3 separate regions of the Homo sapiens genome follow, and regions 1 and 3 are each linked to region 2. The links are chromatin contacts, found by Hi-C or POLR2A ChIA-PET in ENCODE. All regions are on one chromosome and are shown on one strand. Each heading gives the region's core, a stretch centred on a gene start or an enhancer-like site at or near the end of the contact. The rest is flanking DNA. Distances are from core to core; before and after follow the strand shown.

Region 1 (2,901 bases), core at 322-2,821, 190 kb before region 2:
TACGTAGTTGTAATTATAGTAAATCCTTTTGAAGCTTATAACAAAAACTTTTTCCAATTTTTAAATCATACACTTTCAAATCAGAAAATTAGATACTTAAAACTTACAGCCTAGTGGTACAAATTCTGCTTGAGCTGTCCTAGAAAATCAAACTGGCAATTTGTTTTCATGCTAACTACAGGAATTACTATCTTCATAAGGCAGAGATTCTCTATTTCAAACTGATACCTGATCAAATAGTGGTGAAGCCCCAGTATCCTATCTGTTATTCTCCCTAGGAATAACCAGGCAGTGGAATGATGGAAACGGCAGAAAATATCTCTAGAGCAAAACATGCAACTGTTTTTATTGTCCAAGTCGATTGGGGCTTTCAAAGGCAAATGTTTTCAGTTATTTAAGGTATTGCAGTGGGAGTCGTGCTCAACACAATTAAGACAGGATTACACTGCAACTTATGAGTTTCTCAAGGACATCATTTATTACGAAATATAACAATCATTTCTCCCAAAGCCTACTATCGACAATCGCACCCCCAACTCTGCTTTGCTAAGGTAATAAACTAAATGGCAACTCAGCAGGCATCCCGGGCTTTTGAGACCAATTGTGGGAAACGTGCTGCCTTCCACCAGCTCAAGTAATAATGCCACCTTACTTATAAAGAGGCATACTGTTTTACATCTTCCATGCACATGATCTTTTCAGTGACTTAGTTAAGTGGCAATGGCAGGTATTTTTCCATTTTACAAAAGAGAAAACAGAACGCCAGCCTCTGGTTTCCCTGCTCAGAAGAACTAAGCCCAGAGCACCTTGAGACTTAAAGGAGTCCTGTGCTCTTCTCAGTACATTTATCAATGACAAGTCTTCCTTTGGTCCAGCCCCCCAAAATAACAGTCAGTAGGTACAGAGCCGGCACAGCAAAGGAAAGCCCCCCCACCGTAGTACCACAAAGCTTCCAGAAAGAGCAACAGTTGCTGCTGTGCAGCATCATCATGAAAGGCATCCGGCCACATCCTGCTGAAGCACCCCTAACACGACTTCAAGTGACAAGGTGGCCAAATCCACAACGCGGTCCTCCAACAAAGCACAGCTTTCCCTGAATACTTTCATTTCTTTACATAAGCACTGGAGAGGGGACACATGCACCACGCTAGTAATGCAACACCATCAGGAGACCTGGAACAGAGGAAGTGAAAACATTCCTGCAGAAAGGAGGCGCCTCCTCCCCGCTCCCCGCTTCCCAAGTGGCATCAGAACAGGGTCCAGTGGCACTCCTTTGGGGACCTACGGCTCCCCGGCCCTCACCTGGTGGGAAGCGCGACGCTCCGGAGCGGAAGGCAGAGGCCGAGCGCATCTTCCTCCTCTTCCTCCTCCCACGCCGCAGCCCGGCTCTGCGGCAGCCCCCGCCCCCGCCCAGCTCCCTCCTCCCCCCGCCGCCCCGCCGCGCCTGGAGCCTCCCGCCCGACTTTTGACGTCACGGAGGAGGAGGGGAAGGTTCCACCCGAGCCCGTCCCTTTGTGACGTCACAATGACAACAGAGTGCGGCCGGGAGCGTCGGGGAACCGAGCGCCGCGGGGGGCGGAGGGAGGGAAGAAGGGCTGGGGCGCCGGCGCGCGGCGGGGGAAGAACCGGGGGGCGGAGAGGGGGCGCGCTGACGTCTCGCCGGCTTAACCTGTTGCTCTCGAGACTGCGTCGGAGCCCGCAGGCAGGGCCGCGGGAAGCCGGCCGGGCCGCCGCCGCCATGCTCGGCCGTGTGCGCGGTGGGGGGCGCCCGCTGCAGCTGTGCGCCGCGCGCCCCCTCCCCGGCACGCCCACGCCCCCGCCCCCGCTCCCACCCCCTCCCCGCGCGCTCTCCCCTCCCCGCGCCCCGCAGGCCGCGCCACCCCCGCGCCCCACCCGCCCTCCTGCCCGCCTGCAAGCCGGCCCGGGTAGACCGGTGCCCGCCTCGCGCGCCCGCCTAGAGCCCGGAGTATGCCCCCTATAGGCCGCGCGCGCGCGCCCGCCCGCCCAGCCCCGGCCCAGCCTGCCGCGACCCCCGCGGGCCGTCCCTTTCGCAGCCGGCTCGAGGACGTCGGGAACACCGGCTCTGCTCCCGGTGCATTAACTCGTGCCGTGCCTCCCGCAGCCGCCGCCAGCCACGGGCTTGCAGCCGGACGCCCGGACTCGGAGACACGATCCGCTGAACGCCCGCAATAAGAAAGAAAACCCACCCCACGCTGCTCTCCACCTCAACGAGGTCCGGAATGGGAGGCGGGGTGCGGTTCTCGTCCAAGTTCTACCCCATTTGCTTTGTGGCTGCATCCGAAACGGACGTGCCCCGGGAAGGCGTCCACGCTCCAAGACAAGGTTGCCTCAGTGCAGTTTCTACAGCCCGAGTTTAAACTAGTCCTTTGCATTCTACCCAGCCCTCTGCAATGCGGATGTATTTTAATTCTTAAATTCTTTATGGAACAGCTTTCTAAGTTGGGCTTGATTATTTAACCTTGCATTTCTTTCATAGTTGAAGTTGACGTGTCTAGATAAGGATCAGCTCTCTTGAAGAGGCATTCAGCTTTTCCATTAAATATATTTTTTTACAAAACCAGTGCCCCGAAGGTCATCTCTCATTACACACACCACAATGATCAAAAAGGGAAAATATTAACACCAATTTGTCTACCCAACTTAAATAAACTTTCCTCTTACGTTGCATTATTCCTAAGGTATGTTCATTTGGCCTTTTTTGAAAAAAAAAAAGAGTTATTTAATTTAAAGCATGCAGCTAATCACAGATCACTCGAGTGCATATTTGGTTAATCCCTCGGTCCCCCTTTCCTCCCTCCCCTCAAACTTAAAAAAAAAAAAAAGCCACCACACACAAAACAAAAACACTCCCCATGCCAATCAAAACGTAGCTGTACTATG
Region 2 (2,813 bases), core at 158-2,657:
GTAAATGCTGGTAAATCTTAGAAAATTCTTTTTTTTTTTTTTTTGAGGCGGAGTCTCACTCTTTTGCCCAGGCTGGAGTGCAGTGGCGCAATCTTGGCTCACTGCAAGCAAGCTCCGCCTCCGGGGTTCACGCCATTCTCCTGCCTCAGCCTCCCAAGTAGCTGGGACAACAGGCGCCCACCACCACACCCGGCTAATTTTTTGTATTTTTAGTAGAGACGGGGTTTCACTGTGTTAGCCTGGATGGTCTCGATCTCCTGACCTCGTGATCCGCCTGCCTCGGCCTCCCAAAGTGCTGGGATTACAGGCGTGAGCCACCGCGCCCAGCCAAATCTTAGAAAATTCTGTCATTGATTTTATTTTTTCCTGAAAAGTGAAAAAAGACTCTGACTGCTCAATTTTAATAGCGGAGTATCTTTTGAAACAATAACGTGATAATAAATTTGCAGCTGCGTGTGGTGGCTCATGCCTGGAATCCAAGCAATTTGGGAGGCTGAGGTGGGAGGATTGCTTGAGCCCAGGAGTTTGAGACCAGCCTGGGCAACATAGGGAGACCCTGTCTCTATATTGAAAAAATTTTTATTTTAAATATAAAAAAAATAAGTAAGGGCTGGACTCAGTGGCTCATGCCTGTAATCCCAGGACTTTGGGAGGCAGAGGTGGGTGGGTTGCTTGAGTGCAGGAGTTCAAGACCAGCCTGGGCAACATGGTGAGACTCTGTCTCCACTAAAAATACAAAATAATTAGCCTGGTGTGGTAGCGCTTGCCTGTAATCCCAGCTACTCAGGAGGCTGAAGCAGGAGAATCACTTGAACCCAGGAGCTGAAGGTTGCAGTGAGCCTGGATTGCGCCACTGCATTCCAGCCTGGGTGGGTGACTCTGACTCTTTCTCCAAAAAAAGAAAGAAAAAAAGAAAGTATATTTGAGAAGTATTATCCTAACAAATAAGTATTCCAGTATAAGTGATATTCTGACCTTAAAAAATAATATCTCTTCTCTATATGGGCTCATAAAAAATAATAAAAATACTATGACATTTGTATATCATCTTACTACTTACATGGAACTACCATATTGATTCTATTATTTGACCCTGAAAAGTAATGTCAGAAGCAATTATTATAATTATAACCATTTAAATGATGAGGCAAGTGAGAATGAGTTAGATTGTTCCCAGGCGTGCATCTTATTGGTAGAAGAGTTGGTGGACAGGCCCAGATCTGCCTTCCAAAACCCCACATGTAGGCTGGGTGGGGTGGCTTATGCCTGTAATCCCAGCACTTTGGGAAGCTGAGGTCACTTGAGCCCAGGAGTTCAAGGCTGCAGTGAGCTATTATTGCAGCACTGCATTCCAGTCTGGGTGACTGAGTGAATGAGATCCTGTCTCTAAAAAAGGGAAGTGCGTGCATGCGCGTGTGTGTGTGTGTTGAGACAGGGTTTCACTCATGCCACCCAGGCTGGAGTGCAATGGCACCATCTCGACTCACTGCAACCTCTGCCTCTGAGGCTCAATGGATCCTCCAACCTCAGCCTTCCAAGTAGCTGGGACTACAGGCTCATGCCACTGTACCTAGCTAATTTTTGTATTTTTCATGGTGATGGAGTTTCGCCATGTTGTCCAGGCTGGTCTCAAACTCCTAAGCTCAAATGATTGGCCCACCTCTGCCTTCCAAAGTGCTGGGATTACAAGCATGAGCCACCACACCCGGCAAGCTTCAATTGTGCTTCCAGGGCTCTTAAAGTATCTGTAGACCCAAGATGTCTGGGGGTGGAGGTGTGTGAGGCAGGGCCAGGAGGTAGCACCTCTGATGGGCCATGGTGATAAGATTGAGACCAGGGGAGGAATTAGGCCACATGCTAGCCTCTGGTCTCTGGTTGACTTTTCTTGTTTCATTTGCCCACGGCTGGTTATCCCAACTGCCTCTGACAAAGATTTTTCAGCGACCATAATCAGGCTGATCCCACAAATAAGCTCAAGCTAAGAATAAATGCAGCGCTGGGGAACATGAACATGAACATGAGCATTAAAACCAGGATCATAGTCACCACAGGCCCATAGTTCCATATCTGAAATCCTTGGAGCCACATGGCTTTCAGGACTCAGGGTGTTACCTACCACTGCTGGTGGACTCTCCTGCAGTATTGTGCAATCAAGCATCTTACTATTTCTGAAGCCAAAGGATAGATATGCACATGGAATGAGACAATGTCTATAAATAGGCTCATGTCAGTTCAGGCCAGGTCAGGCCTTGACATGCAATGAGTTATGTAGTAAGTTGTGGTTTGGGGAGCTTCTTGAATTTCAGCATTGTGGATAAGGAATAATAGACCCTTATCCGTGTAATGCCATCGTCACGCCATTTTCTCCTCATTACTCATCTCAAAGACAAAACATCTTCTTGCTGGAGTTCACAATCGCTAGTGTTCGATTCCTTAGAAGGACATGTGATGTCATCATTCTTGGGATGCCTCTTAATATGGGAAGGCCCAGTTTTTGACCCTGAAGAATTACCTTTAGATGTTCAGCTTAGGGAAGTGTGGCAAATGAGCAAGTTCTCAAGAACGGTTGGAATTTTGTAGACTGAGGGGCCTGGGCGGAGTCCCTCCATGTGACAGCTGTGGCAAGAGCAGGTGTTCACTTTCTATAAGGGACGGATCAGGGAGACAGATGGACTGCAGCACAAGCTTTGTGCCGGGAAGTCATGATTTGAGCTGGGTGACAGGCTGCCAGGATTATAAAATGAAGGGTTTGGGTTACATGTCTTAAACAACAAAAAATCACTGAAAGTTTTTGGGCAGAGACTGATGGAATA
Region 3 (2,803 bases), core at 274-2,773, 220 kb after region 2:
CTTGATACTTCTCAGAACAATATTTTTGACTCCCTACAGGGCTCCTTTTCTCTCTATCCCTTCCTTCTTTTCCTTTCTTTCCTTTTCTTTTCTTTCTTTCTTTTTTGACAGGGTCCCACTCTGTCACTCAGCCTGGAGTGCAGGGGCACGATCATGGCTCACTGCAGCCTCTACCTCCTGGGCTCAATCCATCCTCCCACCTCAGTCTCCTGAGTAGCTAGGACCACAAGGTACATGCCACCATGCCTTGCTAATTTTTTTTTTTTTTTTGGATGGAGTTTTGCTTTTGTTACCCAGGCTGGAGTGCAGTAGTGCAATCTTGGCTTAGTGCAACCTCCACCTTCTGGGTTCAAGCGATTGTCCTGCCTCAGCCTCCCAAGTAGCTGGGATTACAGATGCCTGCCACCACACCCAGCTAATTTTTTGTATTTTTAGTAGAGACGGGGTTTCATCATGTTGGCCAGGCTGGTCTCGGACTCCTGACTTCAGGTGATCTGCCTGCCTCGGCCTCCCAAAGTGCTGGGATTACAGGCATGAGCCACCATGCCTGGCCTTTTTTGCATTTTTTGTCAAAGTCTCACTGTGTTGCCCAGGCTGGTCTTGAACTCCTGTGCTCAAGTGATCCTCCTGTCTCGGCCTCCCAACGTGTTGGGATTACAGGCAAGAGCCACCATGTCCATTGTTTCTCAACCCTTTAATCTTTTTTTTTTTTGGAATTCCATCCTTGGTTTTGTTTCCTACTCACTCTATTCTCTCTTCCTAAGTGATCTTATTCACTGGATGGTTTTAATTACTGGAAAATAAATTCTATGTGGGTTGAGATTTTATCTTCTTCACAGCTATATTTCCAGCACCCAGAAGAGTACCTAGTGTATCGTGGGTGCTCAGTAAAGAGTTTTTAAGAGGTTGAATGAATTGCCATTCATAGGCACAATCTAAATGTAACCCTAATAAAACCTAGTTGCCTTGAGTCCAGCTTAACACAGTGCAAATTAAAAGGAAACATAAATTTGACTACAGAATAAAGTATTTGTGAGTGCAGATGGGTAGAGCCTTTCTGGAAGGCAATCTGGCAATTCTTAGTTAAAATAAGTATGTGTACACTCTATGACTCAGTACTCACTTTCCTACTTATAAATCACAGAAAAAAAAATCTCCTATGGGTCTATAAAAGAACATGAATGAGGATGTTCATTCCAGTGTTATTTGTGGAAAAGAGAGTTGGAAGCAATTTGAACATCCTTCACTGAGGAATGTCAAATGAAATGTGGCAGATGTATAATAGGGACACCATGAAGCAATCGGAAGCAACTGGAATGAATAGCATGTAAACACAGCAGCACACATCAACCTCGAAAACATTGTTTCGTGGGATGAGGTAAGAAACATAATGCTCTCTTTTGCACAATGTCACTTACGTAAATTTAAAACATGCACAGCGGGTCGGGTGTGGGTGTGGTGGCTCACGCCTGTAATCCTAGCACTTTGGGAGGGCAAGGTGGGCGGATTGCTTGAGGTCAAGAGTTTGAGAACAGCTTGGCCAACATGGTGAAACCTCATCTCTACTAAAAATAGAAAAATTAGCTGGGTGTGATGACACATGCCTGTAATGCCAGCTACTCGGGAGGCTGAGGCAGGAGAATCACTTGGACCCAGGAGGCAGAGAGGTTGCAGTGAGCCTAGATTGCACCACTGCACTTCAGCCTGGGCAACAGAGCCAAACTCCATCTCAAGACCAGCCAGGCCAACATGATGAAACCCCATCTCTACTAGAAAAAAAAAAATACAAAAATTACCTAGACGTGGTGGCAGGTGCCTGTAGTCCCAGCTACTCGGGAGGCTGAGGCAGGAGAATTGCTTGAACTTGGGAAGCGGAGGTTGCAGTGAGCCAAGATCGCACCATTGCACTCCAGCCTGAGCAACAAAAGCAAAACTCCTCCTCAAGAAAACAAAAACAAAAAAACACAGAGCTGCAGAAAATATTCTAGCTCATGGTTTGAGTGCTATTTACATAGGTGTATACATACATGTAAATTCAACAAGCTGCATACTTAAGGTTATTTTGCTTTACTGTATCCATGTTATACCTGAATAAAAAATTAAAAAGTGCACATGAAATATTATATATAAGAAAAATTAACGAAATAGAAGGATACACATCAAACACATTAGAAAATGGCTTGTAGTGGGGAGGATGGAGATAAAAGGGAATGAATGAATAAATAAGTTAAAGAATTTCTTTTTAAAAATCAAAAATGGAGTTTTGCATGAACCAACATGAGAATGTGCCCTGGACTGAGAAGTCTGAGGTCTCTTCCATATATTTCATCTATTTGTCTATGAGTCTATCTATGGAATTATCTACACATTTTGTTGATGGTTCCCCAAACCATCCACAGCCCTACTCTCTTGTCTCAAGTCCAATTCTACATCTCCTGTTGCCTGTTAGGCACCCCGAACTGGAAGCTCTTGATTTGTGTCTTAAACACTAAAAACAGAACAAAACAAAACAAAACAAACAAAACCCCAAACCAAAAACACAACGTTAACTTCCTTGAGAGATGGTCTTTGCCAGCATATTGAAATCCTGCTTACTGCAGGAATCTAGGCATCTCTCCATATGCTCTAGGTTGGAGCAAAATTTTAGACCAGCAGCACCGGCATCACCTGAAAGCTTATCAGTAATGCAACATCTTAGGCCCCACCCCAGACTTACTGAATCACAACTCTTTTTTTTTTTTTTTTTTTTTTTTCTGAGACGGAGTCTCGGTCTGTCGCCCAGGCTGGAGTGCAGTGGCGCAAT

What was found. A loop is a pair of places that touch in the nucleus more often than their neighbours do. ChIA-PET counts read pairs that join two places held with the same protein, here RNA polymerase II (POLR2A). Pooled maps may share reads with other maps.
Region 1: a map of mammary epithelial cell shows a loop between it and region 2 (16-fold over the local background). The contact joins the promoter of JARID2-AS1 here to the enhancer-like site in region 2. A Hi-C loop is called at or near these places in 8 of 168 maps with a recorded cell type or tissue (CD14-positive monocyte, IMR-90, MCF 10A and 4 more) and 13 of 50 pooled maps. POLR2A ChIA-PET finds 5 or more read pairs at or near these places in 5 of 52 experiments (AG04450, GM10248, HEK293 and 2 more).
Region 3: a map of gastrocnemius medialis shows a loop between it and region 2 (18-fold over the local background). The contact joins two enhancer-like sites. A Hi-C loop is called at or near these places in 2 of 168 maps with a recorded cell type or tissue (MCF 10A and gastrocnemius medialis). POLR2A ChIA-PET finds 5 or more read pairs at or near these places in 2 of 52 experiments (activated B cell and naive thymus-derived CD4-positive, alpha-beta T cell).

The regions. Positions count from the first base shown.
Region 1 is chr6:15,247,366-15,250,266 of GRCh38, reverse strand. It overlaps JARID2-AS1 (JARID2 antisense RNA 1), which reads left to right and starts at 1,571. Exons shown (of 2, transcript NR_120502.1): 1 at 1,571-1,757; 2 at 2,123-2,452. The region is part of intron 1 of JARID2 (jumonji and AT-rich interaction domain containing 2); the gene reads right to left. RefSeq lists an enhancer at 316-1,157 and silencers at 1,346-1,825, 1,946-2,005.
Region 2 is chr6:15,062,199-15,065,011 of GRCh38, reverse strand. No RefSeq gene overlaps it. Among named protein-coding and RNA genes, the nearest start is that of JARID2-DT, 180 kb to the left of the region's middle. Within about 2 kb of position 1,407, at least 6 of the 41 ENCODE cell types and tissues checked have a DNase peak (open chromatin) inside an H3K27ac peak, as active enhancers do; they include CD14-positive monocyte, gastrocnemius medialis, mammary epithelial cell and 1 more, where a contact is called at or near this core.
Region 3 is chr6:14,840,656-14,843,458 of GRCh38, reverse strand. No RefSeq gene overlaps it. Among named protein-coding and RNA genes, the nearest start is that of JARID2-DT, 400 kb to the left of the region's middle. Within about 2 kb of position 1,523, at least 2 of the 41 ENCODE cell types and tissues checked have a DNase peak (open chromatin) inside an H3K27ac peak, as active enhancers do.